2 separate regions of the Mus musculus genome follow, and region 1 is linked to region 2. Evidence: chromatin loops called from intact Hi-C (ENCODE). Cell type or tissue: heart. All regions are shown on one strand. Links, peaks and the distances in the headings refer to the core of each region. The heading gives the core; the rest is flanking DNA.

Region 1 (10,892 bases), core at 1,850-9,849, 180 kb before region 2:
AATGTGCATAAATTGCAATGCCCTCACTTTTCATCTGTTACAGGAAGGGTGACTTCTATTATAACAAGGTTGTTTCATGAATCAAATGAGACAATGCAAATACATAGCATAGCATGGCACATAGATATCAGAATATAAAAACAGCAATACAATAACTATGCCTTGTGAGGTAGGGTATAAATTAAAACTACATGGCAATTGCAGCATATAAGCTAGGAGGAGGGTGATAAGCAGGAGGTAAATTACATTCTATATCCCACGGCCTTTGCAGTGCTCAGAAAGAGGCAGAAGTACTTACAACATTTGCTAAGTCAAAGCTGCACTGTTTCTCTCCAGGACAAGCATTTAGAGAATACTAAAGGAATATTAGAAGTTAAGGTTGGAGTTCTCAAAAGAGATGGATAAAAGTCTACGTGCAATTTAGATCACATAATAGTCTCGTAAAATCCATACAGGATTTATGAGGAGGAAAGCACAATTCATTAGCAAAGTTTCTTAAATCTGAATTATTAACCCAATGTTACACATTTAACAAAGCCATAGCCTGTCTGGTTTAGGAGCTGATTACTTCAGAGCGAACCAGTAAGTGCATCCATTACAAGAGACACGCTACAATATGGTTTGAGCCCTGCTGGGCAAGGGATGAACGAGAAAACATGGCATGACAATGGGAGCACACGTATGGGAGTCTTTAAATACACAGAGGTCTTCCTAACAGTGCAAAGATCACAACAATGTGGATCAGTCACATATACCTTGACTCTCCAGCACACTACACATGCTCTCTGACAAATAAGCATCTGCAGCAAAACATAGAGACAATGACGTTTAATTAAAATGCTTTAAAACTGGGCTGGAGAGATGATGGCTCAGCAGCTAAGAGCACTGACTGCTCTTCCAGAGGTCCTGAGTTCAATTCTCAGCACCCACATGGTGGCTCATAACCATCTGTAATGGGATCTGATGCCCTCTTCTGATGTGTCTGAAGGCAGAGACAGTGTACTCACATACATACAATAAATAAATCTTTTCTAAAAAATAAAAAAGTAAATAAAAAAGAGGAAAACTGAAAGAAAAGAAAGTAGGAGAAAAATGTGAATGCTATGGAAGAAATTTAGATTTCATTCTAACATTTGGTTTTATAATTCTGAGCTTGAAACCATGTAAATATTTACCATGAGTATAAAATATTTAAAACATTAATACCAGTATTGCTGCTTTGAAATTTAACAGATATTTGGTAGATAAAGTATTTGATATCAGTAATGTCAGTAAGAATTAAGAGTCTCAGCCTACGGGAGTAAAATACAAAACTGAGAAACACTTCATGCTATCAGCCTGGGCAAAGAATGTTTGGATAAGACTTCTGAAGTACAGGCAACAGGAGCAAACAGACAAACGGGATTATCTCAAACTAGCTGAAATATCCAACAAAGGGGAGACAGAACATGTAGAGACCATATGCAGTGGATAGGCACGATCCCCGGTTGAGGGATGGGGCCACCCACCTACTTCAAAAATATTAATCCAGAACTTCTGTCAAAAGGAACTGCAGGGATAAAGAATGGAGAAGAGACGGAAGGAAAAGCCATCCAGAGACAGCCCCACTTAGGGATCCATCCCATCTGCAGACACCAAACCCATACACTATGACATTTGAAATATAAATAAATAACAAATAAAACACACACACACACACATACACACACACACACACACACACACACACACACACACACACACACATACACACACACACTGATGCCAAGAAGCCCTTGCTGACAGGAGCCTGGTAGAGCAGCCCCCTGAGAGGCTCTGCTAGAGCCTGATCAATAGATATGCAGATGCATGCAGCCAAACATCAGACTGAGTGCAAGGACCCAAATGGAGAAGTTAGGACAAGGACTGAAGGAGCTGAAGGGGTTTGCAACCTCATGGGAAGAACAACAATATCAACCAACCAGACCCCCCCTGCCCCCTGAGCTCCTAGGGATCAAACCACCAACCAAAGAATATACATGGAGGGACCCATGGCTCCAGACTCATGTGTAGCAGACGATGGCCTTGTCAGGCATCAAAGGGAGTGGGGAGGCCCTTGGTCCTGTGGAGGCTGGATGCCCCAATGGAGGAGAACACTAGGGCACTGAAGCCAGAGTGGGTAGGCAGGTGGGGAAGCACCCTCATAGAGGTGAGGGGGGGGGGAAAGATGGGGGTTTGTGGAGGGAAAACTGGGAAGGGAGATAACATTTGAAATGTAAATAAATAAAATAACCAATAAAAAACCCACACATATATAAAACAACACACACACACACCACACACACACAAGCTCTCACCAAGCAAACAGAACAGTTTTTAAGAGTTACAGAGGCAATCTATTGACTGGAAAATATATGTAAGTTAACACTGAACAGAGTCAACACTCAAAATGTATAAAGAATTCAAAAAAGTATACTGTGAAAATACAAGTAACTCAATTGAAAAGTGGGTAAAAGATCTTAATAGATAGTTCACAAAAGTAGGTCTATGTAGGTATATGGGGGAAATGCCACCACCACCAACCATGGGGGAACTGTAACTTAAAACCACAAGGAGAGACTAAGACCCTAAAGAAAGAAATATTGTATTACCTCAAAAGGAGCAGAAAACCATTCAATAAAATTCAACATCCATTCACACTTCAGAAATAGAAGTGAATGGCTTCCTTTATCTGAGAAGAAGATATTTAAATAAATACCAAATAACTTGATGAAACACTAAAAGCTTTTGCCACTGATGTCTGCTTAGACTTTTAGTGTAATATGCTGGCAGGGGCATATTTACATTTTAAAGAACAAGCACGCCAATCTACAGCAGGTGCTTCACTGCCACACATCTACTGCTTCACTATAATAACTAGCAAAAATTGAACATTTTTTAAAAGTATATTTTTAAAGATATCAAAAATCACAAAAGCCACAATGACTAAAGAAACTGAAATGTCCCCCAAAGAAAAGACCCTTTCTAGATAGCCAAGATCACAGCCACATTCTTCCCTAGAGGTTTCCTTTTAGAAATTAAATCGGCAGTTGCAGTTTAGGACTCGGTGTTACTCCTGCAAAAGCAAAAGAGACAGAAGCCATGAAGCCTTTCCCAGACAACACTCCTGGCCCAGCAGAGGAGCCTGCGAGGGCCTAAGACACAAAGCATAGTCTCAACGGGCACTTACTGAGTGCTAGGGCAACCCAGGAGACTGAGGGTGGGTGTGGAGGAGAAGCAGGCAGAAAACAGAGGAGGGCTGCTCTAGCCTGGGGTGCTTAGGGGACAATGTTTACTCAGGCAAGGAACCTGTAACCCTGAGTCAGGATCACACACTGCCACCAGGCTTGACAGATTTTGGAGTCCCATATAGACAAGAAAGCACTTTGAGGTTAAATACATTTTGGGTTGTTTTTTAACAGGGTCTCACCATGCAACCCAGGCTGCCCTCAGATTTGCTATGTAGCCAGATTAGCCTTGAACTCATGATCCACCAACTTGTATGCACCATCATACCTGGCAAGATCATGGGTTTTTATGACAAACTAGGAGAGAGGTACTTGTAACATACACAAGAAACAAATGATCATATGGATAAAAAGAAAGAAAGAGAACTGCATTTTAAAAGGACCATCAAAAAAAATAAGTGAACTAAAGAAATTGTTCAATTTATGAATCACAGATGGCCAATAAACATAAAAACATGCTCAGCTGTCATCAGGAAGCTATTGATTAAACTACCAGATGAAGGTTTTTGTCCACCACATTGGCAAAACCAAAACTAAATCCTCAAAATCTATACTGAAAATATCAAGCCCTACAAAGACCCTGTCCTGTACAACTTAAGTGTATAGTCAGAGTTAATATAAATGAGGTGAGTGTCTAAGTTTCCAGCAAGGGGTGAACATATCTGGTCTTTATTTTACTCCTACCAAGGGTCTGGCAGAAAGGATTTGTGACAGACTAGCACAAAAATGACTAGTCTAATAGGAGTAACCGTTTTATTTTAAATTTGCAATCTAAGAACCAGTTTGAAAATGAACAGTAAAAGATTCTACTAGAGACAATATAATGTTTTCAATTTTCTTTTTGTAAAATAACATCTTAATTAGTTCTTTGAGAATTTCATACAATGTATTTTGATCATTTTCACCCCTCTCCCATAACTTCTCCTAGATTCTCCCCAAGCCCTACCTACCTAACCAAACTGCATTCACAGTTTTGGTCTCTCTTGTTTTCCCCTTTTAACTTTCTAAACCTGATAAATCAATGAGTGTAATGAAAACTTAATACACTAAAAGAAAAAGGTTTTATACAGCAGAGGATACTAAGATCAGAGAGACCCTGAGGGCCTGCAGTTCTATTAACAGCATTTGAATGCTATCCTGTCTGTGATAGCTTGGCCAGATAGCTATGGGGTTGGACTTTGAAAATATTCACCCAGCAGGAACAGAAGTACTGTAAAGAACTGCTGCCCGACTCCTGATATAGGCTGCCAGAGCCTGTTTCCATACTCTGTCATTATAACCATCAGGCTGCCTTAAAAATCTGGTTATGAAGAAAAAAGTTACCTAATATTTGAAGACTATTAGGGGACTAGTCAGTGAGTTAATTCTCAAACATCACGGTAGCAGGTGTGCTGCACAATGAGGTAACTTTTAATTATTAAGAAGAAAAACCCTTAAAATTACATTGATCAGTAAGTCCAGACATAAAGGTGACTTTTCATAAGCTTTGGCCAAACGTGATTTTAAAATAATTACAGCTTAACATTTTAACAATGTAACAAAGAATGACTTCAGGGGTATAATAAATGCTTTTTAAAAAATTAACTAGATAGATCAAATGTTAAAATGGATGTCAAAGGAATTAGAAATTTCAGGAGGTTAATAACTTCATGACTAGAAAATTAGCATGTACTTTGCTTCAATGGTCACTAAGTTTTCCTTGATGAATTCCTCCTACCTGTCTCACAATACCCAGGAGGGTTCCAAATAGGGCAAGTATGTCATCTCTTGTCCCAGCTATGGCCCACTACTATTATCCAGGTCAGTCCAAGGAGGCATATGGTTTCATCAGAAGGTTCTCACTGCAGAACCCAGGAGAAGGACAACTGCTGTTTCCGTATCTCTTCCTATTCTCAAACCATAGTGCCCTAAAACAAGCATCCTCCCCAAGAAACACCATCAAATAAAACTCCAGACAGAAACATTAAGTGACCTTGAGGCTTACTTTCCCCGAGTAATGCAGTGCTGGGTGGTTTTCTATATAGTTGTTTATTTTCCAACTATTTTTACCGGGACCAACAGAATTCTGTCTTACACACATGAGCTAATTATATTTTTTGCGTTCTTTATGCAGGATTTATGTACAGGTCTCATAAAAGCTTAATTTTAAATAAGGAAGGTTCAAGTAGCACTGGAAGACAGACAGGTAAGAGTAACTTGAGCATATGGTAGCATATTGTCTAATTCAAGGACAGAGAGCATTCCAAAAAATGCTCATGGGAGGGTAGATGATTCTGCACTGACCAACAAACACTGAGTGTCCCTGCTTAATGCCATACAGACTGTAGCCACTGGAGGTCAGTAGAGAACCTGGTCCCACCAGGGGCAGACGGACAGGACCTTCCATAGGGAAAGGCAGCACTAACATCAGAATGGTGAATTCTATTCCCACACTCTCAAATGAGGAGACTGCAGATGGCATGGATTCATGTTCTGCAGTACAGGCAAAAGTATGTTTGAAGCATGTGCATACACACATATACGTGGAGATACAAAATATGCATATTTGACAAATGCTTTTAGAAAAAAACTATAAAGAAAACTAATCACTTGTAATCCAGCCACCATTATTAACTATTCCTAGTCTCTACAGAAAAACCACTATTAATATTTTAGTTTTTATCTTGCTGACCTTGAATAAAACCTACTTAACTAGCAATGACGTTTTAATTGAGAATAAAGCAAATTCTCCAGCCAGTCAAACAGGCAAGTGTGCAGTCAATCACTGCATGGAGACATGTAAACGCTGACTCAGCTGGCATGAGTCACACGAGATCCTGAGTGCATTTCCCTTCCTTGTAAGACACACAATACTTTCTGCATGTGGAGATAAAATAGTTCCTTATAATCAATGAAGTTAGATGTGGAAAAGTACAGAAGAAACTCCTCACATGTACTGTTAGAGACCTGAGATAACCAATTTAAAGTACCAGTGTACCTGTCATGCTCCAGTTATTGGTGGGCATTCAATAATCCATTCATCTATTCAATTACCACAAGTGAACAAGTCTACCTGCTAGATACCAAAGTTGGTAAAGATCACTACAGAGGTGAGGCCCATAGTCTTACAAGGCTCACATTTTACTGATTTATTTATCGAGACAGTATTTTACTATGTATCCTAGCCTGGATGCATAGCCTGGACTCCCCAGTGTAGGCTAATAAACTATATGGCTGGCCTTGAACCCAGAGATTCATCTGCTTTTGCCTCCGAAATGCTGAGGCTGAGCATAAGTGCCACCACACCTGGCCTTCTATTTTATTGCTACCACTGTAACTAATGTAACTACTTCCAATATTACCCCTGTCTACACAGGACAAACTCTTAGAAAAGCCTTAAAACCCCCAACAAATAGCATATACACCAAAACCATGTTTCAGTGTGGAGTTCCTTGGTATAGTATAAGAAGCTGTGATTCTTGCCACCCCATCTAAGGAATACACAACAGCATATATCCTGATTAGAGATGTAGTTTCCCAAGTCCTTTAGACAGAGAAGAGGAGGAAAACTGTCAGAATAATGGCAAAAACAAGACCTGACATCCTGCTCTTCCGTAGGACCAGTAAGACTACCTGTTCCTGTCGGCTCGGGGACAGAGACAGTTGGGACTGAGTTCAATTTCTGTTTCTTTTCTAGTAGTCATGCCTTCATTTTCCTTTTTCTCTCCCTATTTTCCTTATAGTTCATTCATTTCCTACAATGAGTATAGCAAATGAAAAATTTTAGGAGCTTAAAAGTGAAATATAAGTTCTACATTGGGGTTGCAATAAAATGAAACAGTAGGTGGGCTTCCTGATGGAAGTCCAGCTCATGTGCTAATAACCCTTTCAGCTGCACAGAGGAGAGCAGACAGAGATAAACAAGGGTGTGTGCAGGTCATTCCTGAAACACAAGTGCCGACTGGGTGGAACTACTCCACCTCCCAAGTCCTCAGCACGGAACTGAACCTTTCACACAATGTCCTTACTAAGAAGGGTACATAAGGAAGTGAGGTTAAAGGCAGAACAGAAGGCTGCCTGAGTTGCCAGTGGGTAGGAGAGGAGCTCCACGGAAAAGCAAGCAGCAAACCAAGTGAGTGGCTCCTGGAATATGCACTGAAATGAATTTTCAAGATAAACCAACAAACAGTCTTCTAGAGAAGACTTCCCCACCTGTTTTTAGAGATGAGTAGGTGCACTGCCTTCCCAAGAACGTCTTTAAAATACCCGTGTGATGCTTCATTTTTTTTAAATGGCATTTTATTTCTATACTGGCTTGGCTTGTAATTCTGTTGTTTCTCAACTTTATAATCTCACCTCATCATCAATCTTAAAGTGGGCTGATTAGAAAAGTGAAGATAGCATTTACAAATATTTCCCCAAATGGACTGTGCAAGATTCAGCTCAGAGAGATGTCACCTTTACGCATACCTGCCACACCATAGTGAGATCTTCCTCACACGCTTACCTGTCACCACACAGCTTGAGCTTACAGCGGAAGTACTACTTTTCCTTCAAGTTTATATCATATCCTGAGAGGCTTCCTTCCCTACCCCATCAGAGTAAGCTATGCTTATCAATATAATGCATCACATAATTAACACTGCCCCTTCAGAGAAGTTAAAACAGCATACAAGTGTATTTTGCTATATCTCTAGGACCAGTCACATGTCATTACAGAGAATTGGCACTTATGCTCTGGTTGAGTAAATACCACTAGCTAATTCAAAAGACTGTGGTGACCATAGCTGAGGCAATGTATGTAAGAACAAGCTGAACTCCACATGAGCACTCAATGAGCAGGCTCACCAGTTCATTTAGCTAGAAACTTTTCACAGGAGCCTCTCCAATACACACCACTATGACTCTGGATGAGACGTCTGAGTGAAGCAGTTGAGTCAGAACAAGACAGACAGCGTGAAGCACAGTGACAGGCCAGAGCAGACTCCCAGAATACCTAACAGGAGACTAATAGAGTGAGTCGTGCAGAGTCAGGATGACATCTTGATTCTGCAAACACCTTGCTAGGAAACGGGTCCTCTGACTCCACAGAGTTAATCCCAAAGCACGAGCACATGAACTTGTCTGTGCAGGATATGGTAAGGAGACACTGACCACAGGAAGGAAAACTGACTTTATTTGTATAGAGCACAATTATTTTCACTAGAAAGCTATGCAAATTCTAAATAAAAACTGCTGGAATTAAATTTCAACACAAAGCAATACAAAAGTGTTAATTTTAATCCCTACATATTAACAAAAAATGCAAAATTTTAAAATTTAAAAGCCAAAGCCATTTATAAGAGTATCAAAAACTGAGACATAGTTAAAAATAAATCTTACATCAGGCAGTGGTGGCGCATGCCTTTAATCTCAGTACTCAGAAGGCAGAAGCATGCAGATCTCTGTGAGTTTGAGGCTAGCCTAGTCTACAGAGCAAGTTCCAGGACAACCAGGGCTATACAGAGAAACCCTGTCTTGAAAAATAAAAACAAGTCTCAAAAAAGATGTGCAAAGCCTCGGTGTGGGAGGAACCTAGACAAACCCAAACTGAAAAATATTCTACAAATTATATAACCAATACTTCTTGGAATTGTCTAGGTTCTGAAAAATAAAGATTTTTTTAAATGGCCATAAAGAGCCAAGATCTGACAAGTCACTACCGTAGCCTGGACTCAGTGGAGAGCTGGCCACATCTGTCAGAGCATACTGAGGGCACTGGCCACATCTGTCAGAGCATACTGAGGGCACTGGCCACATCTGTCAGAGCATACTGAGGGCACTGACAGAGTCCTCACATAAGATGGCAGCGGTAGAGCCAAGTAAGTAAGAAAACATACACATATGTGCGCACATGCAATCAATCTAAAAGTAAAATAGTCTAATGTAGGTTGTATGAGTATCAAAGTACTATATGTAGACTGGAAAATGAGAAAAAAATTGCTGAAGCTGAAAATATTTAAATACATTGAAAGATTAAGAATGTTTGTGGATCAAAAGACTTAAGATTACTACAATAGTAACTTTCCAAACTGCTCTCAATGCAGTTAACTCTAATTAGAAACCCAGGATCCCCCTTTGTTGTTAGAAACTAACAAGCTGTTTCTAGGATTCATGGAAATTCAATCCCACTAAAACAGTCAAAGCCACTCTGAAAAAACAAGCACAAAGTTGGAAGATTTATACCGCTTGTTTTCAAGACCTTCCATAAGCTGTAACAACTCACAACATGCAGGATGAGCAGACACTAGATCAACAGTACAAAAAGGACCAGAAATAGAGTCATAAGGACAGGGCCAGTTCACTTCAACAAAGCTGCTAAGGCAGTTAGTGACAAAGAGGCAGAGGTTTTTTGCCAACAAGTAATGACGGATCTGTCTGGCAACTAAATACAACAACAGATCACCTACCCACTTTAACTCATATATTGTTCCACATATAAAAGCTAACTCCAAATGAACAATGGGCATAAGTGGAAATGTTCATACTGTGAAATGTACTGAAGAAAACATGGCAGAAAAAATTGCAATATTGGGGGAGAACAGACAACTTAAGATACAAAATATAAAGTATGATCCATTAAAAATTAGTAAGTAGGATTTGATCAAAATTCAGTGATAACATGGGATCAGAAGGATGGTTCAGTGATTAAGAGTACTTATTCCTCTTGCAGAGGACTTGACCTCAGTTCCCCACACTTACATGGTGGTCTACAGACAGCCCTAACAACAGTTCTAAGAGATCTGTCTCCCTTTTCTGAACTCTACAGAAACTATACACACACATGGTCTGTCTGTCTGCCTGCCTGCCTGCCTGCCTGCCTGCCTGCCTGCCTGCCTACCTACCTACCTACCTACCTACCTACCTACCTACCTACCTACCTACATGAAGATAAACATTCATACACATAAAAAAAAATCTAAAAAAGATATTTTAAAATTCAGGACATGCCCTTGCAAAGCCATTTAAGCTCGGTATGGTGCCACAGGTCTACAACCCCAGCACTTTGAAAATTTAAGTAGGATGATTACAAATTCAAGGCTGGGCTATACATGTACAAAAATATATAAATGCAATGTGCTGAGTCTGTTGAGAATTTCTTGTATGAGTGATTTTAGGGTTGACCATCGGATGCTGAGCTACATATTAAGCCCCAGGGTAGCCTGGGCTACTTAGAGGGACCCTCTCAAACAAACAAACAAACAAACAAACAAACAAAAAACCAAAGGGCAATGGCTACAGCTACAACACAGCTCTTGTACCCAAAGTCCACGTGACACTGTAGAAGAGCAAACAGAAAAGTCGTAAAAACCAAAGGACTAGGAAGCCTGCTGTAAGATGGTCTCCTAGAAACAACAAGGAAGCTAGCTATACCTGATAGCTAGAGCAATATGGCTGCTAAATAAGACCTAAACATTGAAAACACCAAATGGACATACTATCATAGAAAGGGGATACTCATGGGACTCCACTCCTTAGACAAAGAGTTACAGGCAACTAATGACAGTTCAAAGAAGGAAAATTAGTCTTCCTCAGAGATGAGTTCCCTAATTGGTTACCCAGCATCAGATGGTCAACCCTAAACTCAACAGACTCAGCACATTGCAC
Region 2 (10,892 bases), core at 1,534-9,533:
ACCATCTGTTTTCTCCATTGTACACTTCATAGCATCCCTTCCTTATTGCTGATCAATCCGAGGAGAAATTCTTTCTTCTGAGTTATTATAACCATGTGTCTGCACCTGCTCCCTCCAGTACAGCTGACTTGTTCATGCTTGCAGGGACGAACAGCTTTGCACTGGTCCTGTAACAATGGCTACCTTGATGCCATTAAACTACTGCTAGATTTTGCTGCTTTCCCTAATCAGATGGAGAACAATGAGGAGAGGTAAGTCGTTGACGGGGAGAGGGAGTGAGTATAGTGTTGTTCATCTTACATCCTTCCTTTCAGATGGAAAAAAATCTCAAGTTGAGATATTGGTTCAGAAATAGCAAGTATACTCATAGGCAAATACTGTAGCAAGCAATCCTGAGCCAGAGGAAAGAGCCAAATTTTCCTCCCGAGTTCGTTCGCTTAGAACCATGGGAGTTTTGCACCTGCTCAGAACTTCTGAGTACTACTTACCACGTGTTCGCATCTGCAGGCAGGGAAAAGGACCCTCTTCAAGCTTGCACTTAACATAAGGCCAGTGAACCTGTGACTGGCCAGGCCGAGGAATTCATCATGTCAGCAGAGTGAGTTATGTATGCGTTGTTTCTATTACTGGTGAGGATATAATTAGTTAGTGAACAAAAGGCAGCCATCGAGTGTCTGAAAACATGGAGAGGCTGAGATGAAAGCTGAACAGCTATAAATATCCATATCTATTGCCTTCTTCAAGCACAGTTCACGGCGATAGGCTAGGGCCGTCACCCGAGGACTCAGTCATGGTTGGGAGTGTAGCTCAGTTTCCAGTGCCCGGGTCCACCCCCAGCATGGTTAGAAACGGACAGTGCTCGCTGGTGTCCAAGCGGGGAGACTCTGTGGCTCTTGGATCTGGGAACTGTAGGTAATAACTAAGTCTATGGTCAGACTTCACATCCTCTTCCAGAGTCTGTCTTTGTTACAGAAAAAAAAAAAAACTGAAAGGGCTTCTTTTTAAGCTACAAATGGAAAACAGAAGGGAAAGATAAGAATCCCCTAAATTAGTGATTTCTTTTAAAGAACTTCTAGGCCAAAAGGATGGCTCTGCGGATAAAAGCACTTACTGCACAAGGCCTGAGCTCTGTCCCCAGAGCCTGCAGTAGGAGAGAACCAACTCCTGAAGGCTGTTCTCAGATCTCTGTGTACCATGGCACTTGCTCACCCACATCCTCACACGCACACACACACACACACACACACACACACACACACACACACACCCCACATCATATCATCGTCAATCAATAATTAAAAAGAAGGATTTACTATAACAATGTTACTTCCTAGCTGCTCTCTTTGTAAAGAAACAATGGAAAAATGGAGGGAGTGGTGGCCTGCTTCTGTTTCCATAGCAGTGCACATGGATGTACACATGTAAGAAGCTGGCATTGCTGCTTATGCTTATTGACATTCTGGCTTGGGCATTCTGCTGAGCCCATCATCCCGTCCCCATGTGGCAGGTCCAATTGTATGTTATCTCTCATCAGTGTCTACATTGTTTCTTGGCTGGTTACCATCAATATAGTGCTAATTTATACTTCTTGTGCATAGACATTAACCAAGTGATGTACCTCAAATAGACATCATTTCTGCCAACTTCTTCTGGCTCTCAGTCAATAGCTATCTGACAGCCACTCTCTCATGTCAATGGGAATATTCACAGGGCTTGAACGTTTCTAAATGGAATGTGGGATGGAATAATAAGGACAACACAGTTGCTGAAACACTAGATATAAACGTCAGCCTTAAAACCTGGCTAGATATTTACATTCTGTCTGCTTGAAGCTAAGAGCGATTGGATCAAAAATCTTAATTGGAGGAGTTATGCATTATATTTTACTAAGAAGTCACTGCTATATTTTTGTTAGCATATCCTTGCGGCTGTGCCTGTGTTAGGTGTAGATGAATGCTGAGACACAGAGAGATGGACTGACAGGACTCGACAATTAGCTTTAAAATATTTCCACAAAAATTCAAAGGAAGAAATTAAAAGGAATAAACATAGCAATAAAACCTTACTAAATACACATATTGTATGCAAATTGATCTCACTGGCACTTCTGTTCTACCAGAATGTATTCAAGAGTTGATAGAAAAGGGGGTTATATTAAACTGGGAGCTACTTGCAATCAATTATAGTCTACATTCTGTACAAACTGGTTGTGTAATTGTCAACACGTTGCTTAACTTTCCTGGGTCTCTATTTATTTATGAAATGAAGGTGTTGCATTTAGTGACTTGTAAAGATCAGTTCACATTGCTACCCTGTGCTCAGTGGCTCTCTGATCATCTCATTAGTGGATGTGCAGCCAGAAGAGGCACTGTCCAATTCTTAATTCTTCAAAGTTTACAAAATAATACCTACTTAAGTATCATTTGAGGCTACTTATTTATGGTCCTCTTTTCCCTAAACAGTAGTGATGTGTCCTGAATTGAGGTGTTCTGAAATGACCAGTTTTTTTTTTCAGCTATTGGGGTTTCAGTGAGGAAACTATTCATGATCTGTTAGTCACCCAACACAGTCTCTGAATTCAGTCTCCTTCTTGAAGCAAGCAAACCACCCTTGTTCTGAAAACCTCTTCCTTTTATGCCTTCTGTAACTATTGGGTATGGTTTGCAGAGAGATTTACTTTTCAGTAGCCATTATGAGGTCTTCTGAGTCTAACCTTGCATTCTTACATCCGTCTCCTTTTCCCACTGTGCGTGGTGATCCATGGTTGTGTGGACCACCTCCATCACCCTGCAGATGTGCCTCGGTGTGCAGTTGTCACTGGGTAAACATGAGTTTGGGTCCTATGGAAGTGTTGGCGGCAGGCACCTGCAGCATCATAACCCCTGCTGCAGTGTGGGTCCTGTGCTCATAGATAGACAGGGTCTGCTGCATGCTGGGCATGGGGCAAGCCCTTTCCATCCACCTCCCACTTTCCCCATTCACTTTAACACAGACAGCTAAGACCCCAAAAGATCAAGTCTGATTGGAAGTGGCATTACTGCCACCATTGGGAGAATATTTTTATTTCAGTTTTTATACTTTAATCCCATCCCAAGTCTTAAAATATATATGTATCATTTAAATGATGTTTTCCCCTATAAATTTTTTATTATTTAGTCTCATTTACTGGTCGTTTTTATGATTTTTAAGTTCCATCTCACTTTTTCAGAAATAACCTCCTGCTCACTATTTCTCCAATCTTCCATGAAATCTTCCAGTCCCTGCGTGGTCTCTTTTCTTTTCTTTTTTTTTTTTTTTTTTTTTTTTAAAGATTTATTTATTTATTTATTTATTTATTTATTTATTTATTTATTTATTATATGTAAGTACACTGTAGATGTCTTCAGACGCACCAGAAGAGGGCATCAGATCTCGTTATGGGTGGTTGTGAGCCACCATGTGGTTGCTGGGATTTGAACTTCGGACCTTTGGAAGAGCAGTCGGGTGCTCTTACCCACTGAGCCATCTCACCAGCCCCGGTCTCTTTTCTTATATGTAGCTCTTTGCTCCATCTGGGCTAGTTCAGCTTATGATGCAATATGCAAGACTCTTTAGCTGGGCGTGGCTGCACATATCTTTAGTGGTTGTGTCTTAGTTAGGGTTTTACTGCTATTGAACAGACACCATGACCAAGGTGTCATGGTGTCTTTTTTTTTTTTTTTTTTTTTTTTGTGGTTTTTCGAGACAGGGTTTCTCTGTGTAGCCCTGACTCTATAAACCAGGCTGACCTCCAACTCAGAAATCCGCCTGCCCCTGCCTCCCAAGTGCTGGGATTAAAGGCATGTGCAACCACTGCCCGGCTCCAAGGCAACTCTTATAAGGGCAACAAATGTTGGGACTGGCTTACAGGTTCAGGGGTTCAGTCTGTTTCAAGGCAGGAGCATGGCAGTGTCCAGGCAGACATGGTGCTGGAAGAGCCGAGAGTTCTACATCTTCATTTGCAGGCTGTTAGGGGAAGACTGACTTCCAGGGAACTAGGACTAGGGTATTAAAGCCCATGCCCACAGTGACACACCTACTCCAACAGGCGCAAGCATACACAAACCACAGGCTACATAGAGAAATCCTGCTTCAAAAACAAGTAAACAAAAAAGTCTCTTTTACCCAGGTGGCTACCAACACCATTCAGTCCACAATTCAGCTCCCCGCAGTGACTTGTAGTAGGGACCCTCTGTGTCATGGAGTCAGTCTCCCCTATCTGAAAACAGGCTTCTTTTTGTAAGCATTAATTATAGTAATTACAGAAAAGTAATTTGGAGAATGTTTTCAGACAGATGTAGGGAATCACTTGGCACAAGACAAAAAGAGAAGTGTTTATGTGTTCCCATAGCTGCTACCTCAACGTTTCTCAACCTATGGCTCTCTACCCTTTTTGGGCCAAACAACCCTTTTACAGGGGTTGCAGAGCAGATGTCCTGTATATCATGTATTTACATTGTGATTCACAATAGTAGCAAAATTACAGTTAATGAGGTAGCAACAGAACGAATTTCATGGTTGGGGGTCACCACAACTTGAGAAACTGTACTAGAGGGTCACAATATGAGGAAGGTTGAGAACCACTGCTCTAACTTGTGAGCCAGCTCCAAGAGCTCAGCCGCACAAAGGCTGAATCCGCAACCTCCTGTTTTGTATTCCTTAGAGAAAGAAGGTGAACACATCAGGCTTTGCCTGGGAAATAGCCAGTGGTAAAATGAGGGGTTTCTCTTCGTAGCACTGGCTGTCCTGGAACTCACTCTGTAGGCTGGTGGAACTAAAGGTGTGTGGCGCCACCTCCTGGCTGAATAAGGGTACTGCTAGGTGCTAATGTGTCCGCTCTACTGTGCCTTGAATCACAATCCATTCCAAATCAGTCTTCCTTTAACCTTAGGTACACACCCCTTGATTATGCATTGCTTGGTGAGCGCCATGAGGTGATCCAGTTCATGCTGGAACATGGTGCCCTGTCCATCGCAGCTATACAAGACATCGCTGCCTTCAAAATCCAAGCAGTCTACAAAGGATACAAGGTCAGAAAAGCCTTCCGAGACCGGAAGAACCTCCTCATGAAGCACGAACAGCTGAGGAAAGACGCTGCAGCCAAGTAAGTGTGAGCCACCGAGATCGCTCGCTCTAAGCTGAGAAGGGAAGCTGGGTGGGCGTGGGAGGGAGGGGCCAGAGCTCGGAATGGACCAACGCTGTCACCTTCTTGCTCTGCCCTCTATCTTAAGAGGACTTAAGGAAGGACGACCCAGCAACGAGTAGGCTACCAATAGAGAACTCATCTTCTTGCCCCTCCTGGCATGTGGGCAAGTAAGTGTGTGTGTGTGTGTGTGTGTGTGTGTGTGTGTGTGTGTGTGTGTCTGTGTGTGTCTGTGTGTGTCTGTGTGTCTGTGTGTGTGTCTGTGTGTGCGTGCTCATGCGCTGATTGACAGGTGTGTAATGTAGCATGTGCAGTCTCTCCTCCCCACCCCTAGACTCCTTATGTAGAATAGGTAGGCCTTGAACTCACAGAGAACCGCCTGCCTCTGCCTCGGGTGTGCCCGTGCTGCTTGTTTTTTAACATAAGCCGCACAATAATGGATTGAGACGGCAGTACAGCAGGGGCACCCTAACAATAGAGCAAGGGAACGCTACAAGCAGTGCGCTCGCATTCCCTCTCAAAATCGCCTGTGCACTGTTTTCAAACCTTTCATCTGAAGAAAGCCCTTTTTGACAGATCTGAATTTTTGGCATTTCTGCTCCTGTACTTCAGAGGCATTGTTAAGTGTGAAGGTTGTTTGAACACAGCACTATCGCGCCACAGCTGTGATCCTCAAAATGACATTGCTCTGAATGGCACAACATTTAAAACTGGTTATTCCTAGAGTTTTCTATTTACTATTTTAGACCCAGGTTCACAATGGGAAACAGAAACTAAAGAAAATACAAGTGTACCATGGGCTGCTGTATTTCCTCCTGCTGATGGTTCCATATACCTCAGCTAATGTCAGAATCCTTCAGAATCCAGTCAGCTCTCCAGAGGCCCCGTGGCTGACATTGTAAGGGACATATTCTGCATCATTGGTACAGACGGGAGATGAACTCTTTCCTGTCCCTGGGTTCCCAGCAGAGTGAGAGGAGTAGGAGAGTAGGAAGACTGGATGCACAGCCAGCCTGTGAGATTTACTGTGATGGCCTGATCAAAGACAGTGTCCTCTCTGGGAGACTGCCTGATCTGGGGGCACTCTCCAGGTCTGTGGAGACCCAAGTCTGCACCGGAAGCCCCTTTGTCTCCCAAAGGGACCACAAGTTTGGATGAACGTACTGTTGAGTTAGTGCAGAGCTGGAGACTGAGAACTGACTTGTGCCATGTCCTGTACTTGTCACAGGATGGGGCTGCACCATCCGCACCCTGAAGCAGCATTGTGCTTTCCAGCGCTATCTTTTCCTAACTCGTATTTCAGTATCCTGTGCCAGGGGCTGGAAACAGCAAGGAGATTTAGAGAACGCCAGACCAACCTCCCTCCTTGTTATTCCAGTGAGGTCCTCCACAAAAGAAGAAAGCGCCTCTTTGTTTTTAGTGTTAGCTTCTGAAGCTAACATTTGGGAACTCTTAAATGGCAGCTGGGCTTGCTTGTGATCATACTGCAACTTAAACTTGGAAAGCTGCAGCTCCTCCTGCTCTTCCTCATGCACAGACAGACAGACAGACAGACAGCCCTTTACTGTGCCAGTGCTGAAAGTAGAGTCCAAAGTTTCCAGCCCTCGCCTCCCTCACTCATCCTTTGTAAACCCCACCTCCGCACTCATCACTGTATAGACCCACCTCCGCACTCATCACTGTATAGACCCACCTCCGCACTCATCACTGTATAGACCCACCTCCGCACTCATCACTGTATAGACCCACCTCCGCACTCATCACTGTATAGACCCACCTCCGCACTCATCACTAAGTAGACCCCAGGTGAAGCTCTTGGAGACTGCTCTCAATTGTCTCACTTAACTCTCGGATGTTATTGCTTAAAGACCTAGTCATTGTTTAATTTGTCTTCAAGATTTTGCTTTAAGAACTAAACCCCAGAATTCTGCTGCTGCATCTTTGATGAAGGTGTGCCAGGCACGTGGCATTATCTCAATGTCCTTTTCTCATTTAACCATGTTTGGACATCAGGAATCACCTTTGTAAAGTAAGCAATTGAAAGGGACCCATTAAACATGACGGAAAGTGATCTCTAATTCCTGTTGGAGAAGTTGGGAGAAACAAGATTAGATATATTTTCTAAGAGATATTTTTTAAAGTCCTATTTAAGAAATACCCATACTTACTTAAAAGCACTCTATAGCTCTTAGGCACTGCTTCTATTGCAGCCAGAATAAGCACAGTGTAATTTACCTGCCAGAGCACAGAGTGGAGGTCAGGCTTCGGCAGAACTTGTTTATGTCAATCGCTTGTCTTCCTGGGAGCCTCCCGTTTACAGGATTTTACTTCATTCTCATCTCTCTTGCTCTTCCTTCCTCTGTCTTGGGAATTACACCATCTCCACAGTGAGCTCACCCCTACTCTTCAGACCTCTACAGGTGCTATCTTATTTCCTACTGGAAGTGTACCCAGTCTTAAAAATTAAACTAGAGCCAGCACACAGGTGCACGTTGAGTTCCAACTCCTTTGGAGGGATGCAGAAGGGCCACATGAATTCAGGGCTGTTGCCCTAGCCCTCGACCCCTCTGGGCGGTCCTTGTGGATAGGAAATAAGATGGGGAGTCAACAGCACAGACTCTGGGAGTCAGGTGAGTTTGCAGAAGCAGACTAATTTTCGTGGGATTGGGGTGTGCCTTTATACCCTCCACCTGTGCCCCACTGGTCCATGACATCTTTCTCCCTGTGGCTGGCATCATCTGATTAGCTGGCCAGGTCATGTGCTCTGTTGTCATTTGTCTCCATGTGCCAGGCAGATCTTAAGGTTGTAAGATGTGTGTGCCATTATGGGCCGCCAGTCAAGATGCGCTGACTCATTCCTCCTACACAGGGCTTCAAGACCTGTCAAAGCAACATAGCTAGAGACCCTGACTCAAAAAAATTTTTTATTATTACTTTTAATTAGGTCATCTCTCTAGAAAACCTCTTACTCAATCTCCCACCATAACCTATTGGAACTCTGATCCCTATGTCTTCAGCTGCCCCCCCTGTGCATTTGTACTTTACCAACCTATGGTCAGATGCCAACACATTGGACCACGGGAACACCACATCTATATTCTTAAATCCCAGTATTGTCTCCAGGTCTCTTCTTGTCTGGACACCCACACAACTTCAGACTTGATAGTCAGCCATCTCAAATTTTCTGTCCTTCCTTACTGACCCCACTGAGAGACCTGTTCTTCCTTCTGGCTAGTATGAGACTGAGATAGCCTTGTAAACTTACACAAGTAAGCCCAGGCTGGCTGCCCAGTTCAAGCTGAAGTCCTCTCTATAAGGAGTTCTGTGTCCCCAAATCAAATGATGGGGAATTTGGTCTTTCCAAAGAAAGCACATTCCATCAGTGGAGGTTTCTGACACTGCTTCTCTTTTTTGTTAAGTCATGCTTAATTACATGTATGTGTGTGTGCCTGTGTCTGAATGTGTGCATGTGAGTGCAAGTGCCTATGGAGACCAGAGAGGCCTAGGATCCCCGGAGGTTTGGAGTTAACAGGCAGTTGTAAGGCTGCCTGGTTGGATGCTGGGAGCCAAACTCAGGTCCTCTAAAGAGCAGGACATGCTTTTAGCTGCTGACCCATCTCTCTAGCCCAAGAGGGGTTTTCCTTGGATCTACTCCTGAAAGCCAAAGACAGAAGTCGGCGTATTTTCTCACAAACCAACTCTGAGGGGTGCTCATGAGACTCCCATTTGTACCACAGACATCCTTTGTTTCATACTAGAGTTTGTTTCGGCCTGCTCCCCTGAACATCCCCAGTCCTTCAGGGCTGAGCATTTCGCTGTCCTACTCAAGGTCATCTCATCCACAAGGAGCTACTTCTGTGGCCTCCTTTGTGCAACCTAACTCCTCAGAACCTCCATCTCCCGTCAGAGGATAAAGTTTCCTTAATCAGATGGCCTTCAAGGTCCTAGGAATGCCCTTTGACCATATACAGATTTTCCTATGTCAAGAGCATATATCCATTTTATCAAAAGAGGAGCTACAACTTTTTTTTTTTTAAACTCTCGTTATCAAAGAGGCTGGTGAGCCACAAAGAATTTTCTTGTAACTGGACTGAATGATTTCTGAGGTCCTTCCAGCACTAACATTCTATAAGCCAGAGGTCCCAGACACACATTTTCTTATCCCCTGGGGAGGAAGTTAAAGACCAAATACTACTCTACCTGTTACTTGGAGACAATGAAGAGATAGACTCTGACAGACGCTGGAAACCAAGCAACAGGAAAGGTTACAGCCAAGCCTGCTCCATCTCAAGCAGTAATCAGCTCCTCTCACCAGAAACATTGCAGCAGGAGCTCAGTTGTCCTCTCTACAGGGCATCATCAAAGGGAATTTAAAATCACAGAAAGCTCTGCCTCTGAAATGTCTTCTAAGTCAAAGACCAGGTGAGAGCTGGGTTGCAAGTCTTTGCTTATGGTCTTCCCCCTACCCCTCCCTTGCCTGGAATAACCTCTTCCTTCCCTCCGCTCCTGTTTTGACATTCTTCATAAGGAGTCCTTTCCTCTCTGTCTAATTAGTGTCTGCCTCCTGCATCCCCTATGTCTGTGTAGAAGCCACAGACATAGCACTCATCCCGTCCGGATCCCCCTCCCTGTCTGCAGGAGGTTGTGGATCTGCTTCCCAGACTTAAGCATCAGCTCCTTAGGAGCAAGGACTGTGTATCGTGTCATATCTCCGTACCCTACAGTGTGTGGGGTATGGTAAGAATTCAATAAATAGACATTCAGTGACTGCCACTGCAGTGGTCCTGAGACCTCTTCCTAGAAGTCATTTGGCACTCTATAGAAGTGTACAGTCAGGGCTGGAGAGATGGCTCAGCGGTTAGGAGCACTGACTGCTCTTCCAAAGGTCCTGAGTTCAAACCCCAGCAACCACATGGTGGCTCACAACCATCCATAATGAGATCTGACGCCCCCTTCCGGTGTGTCTGAGGACAGCTACAGTGTACTTACATACAATAAATAAATAAATCTTTAAAAAAAAAAAGAAGAAGTGTACAGTCTTTTCCCCCCATGTGCTGTGTGTGCATGGTATGTGTGTGTAGGTGCAAACACCTTGGCACATATGTGGAGGTCAGAGGCTAACTCTGTGGGTCAGTCATGTCTTCCTACCTTCATGTGGGTCTGTGGGACTCGCCTCAGGTGACCACGCTTACCTAGCATCACCTCTACCCGCTGAGCTATCTCACCAGCTTCCAGCCTTTTGAGATTGTGACATGACGTTGTCAGACACACGTGCGTTTGACCATATTCATAGCCAGCCTGGGACAAGCCCAGTGGCTACACATTGGACATGCCTTCTATGCCTTAATTTCTCCCTTTGTCAAATGGAAGCACAGGGCTGTGAGTTAGTTACTCCTGCGCTGCCGTTACCAAAATGACTGACAGAAAAACAACTTAAAGGAAGAAAGCTTTTGGCTCATGGTTTCTGTGGCCCCTATCCTTCCTGGGGGGGATATGGTAGCACACAGCACCTCATATTGTGGGAGCCAAAGAGCAAGGGAAGAGAACAGGAAGGGGCAAAGCAAAATGTAGCTTCAGAAGCCCACCTCCAGTGACCTCCTTCCTCCAGCCAGGCCCCACCGCTGCCTCTCACCTCTTTATAGTAAGGTCACCAAGAGATGTATCCATTCGTTACTAGAGGCCTCACGATCTGTCTCTCAAAACCACCATCATAGACAAACTCTGCTGTGTG

Evidence for each region. Peaks named below come from ENCODE experiments on the same cell type or tissue, not always from the same donor. Only the 100,000 strongest peaks of a DNase experiment are listed, where the experiment ranks them.
Region 1: a loop joins it to region 2, with 8 times the contacts of the local background. A loop is called at or near these places in 2 of 42 quality-filtered maps.

Annotation. Positions count from the first base shown.
Region 1 is chr4:48,219,746-48,230,637 of GRCm38, forward strand. The region is part of intron 4 of Erp44 (endoplasmic reticulum protein 44); the gene reads right to left. Among named protein-coding and RNA genes, the nearest start is that of Mir1958, 12 kb to the left of the region's middle. In heart, for the core only: a CTCF peak has its summit at 5,585 (motif pointing right); no DNase peak of the experiment used is centred there.
Region 2 is chr4:48,402,689-48,413,580 of GRCm38, forward strand. It overlaps Invs (inversin), which reads left to right. Exons shown (of 17, transcript NM_010569.4): 11 at 145-251; 12 at 4,910-5,122. Among named protein-coding and RNA genes, the nearest start is that of Tex10, 65 kb to the right of the region's middle. In heart, for the core only: a CTCF peak has its summit at 4,821 (motif pointing left); no DNase peak of the experiment used is centred there; H3K4me3 peaks cover 719 bases; H3K27ac peaks cover 496 bases.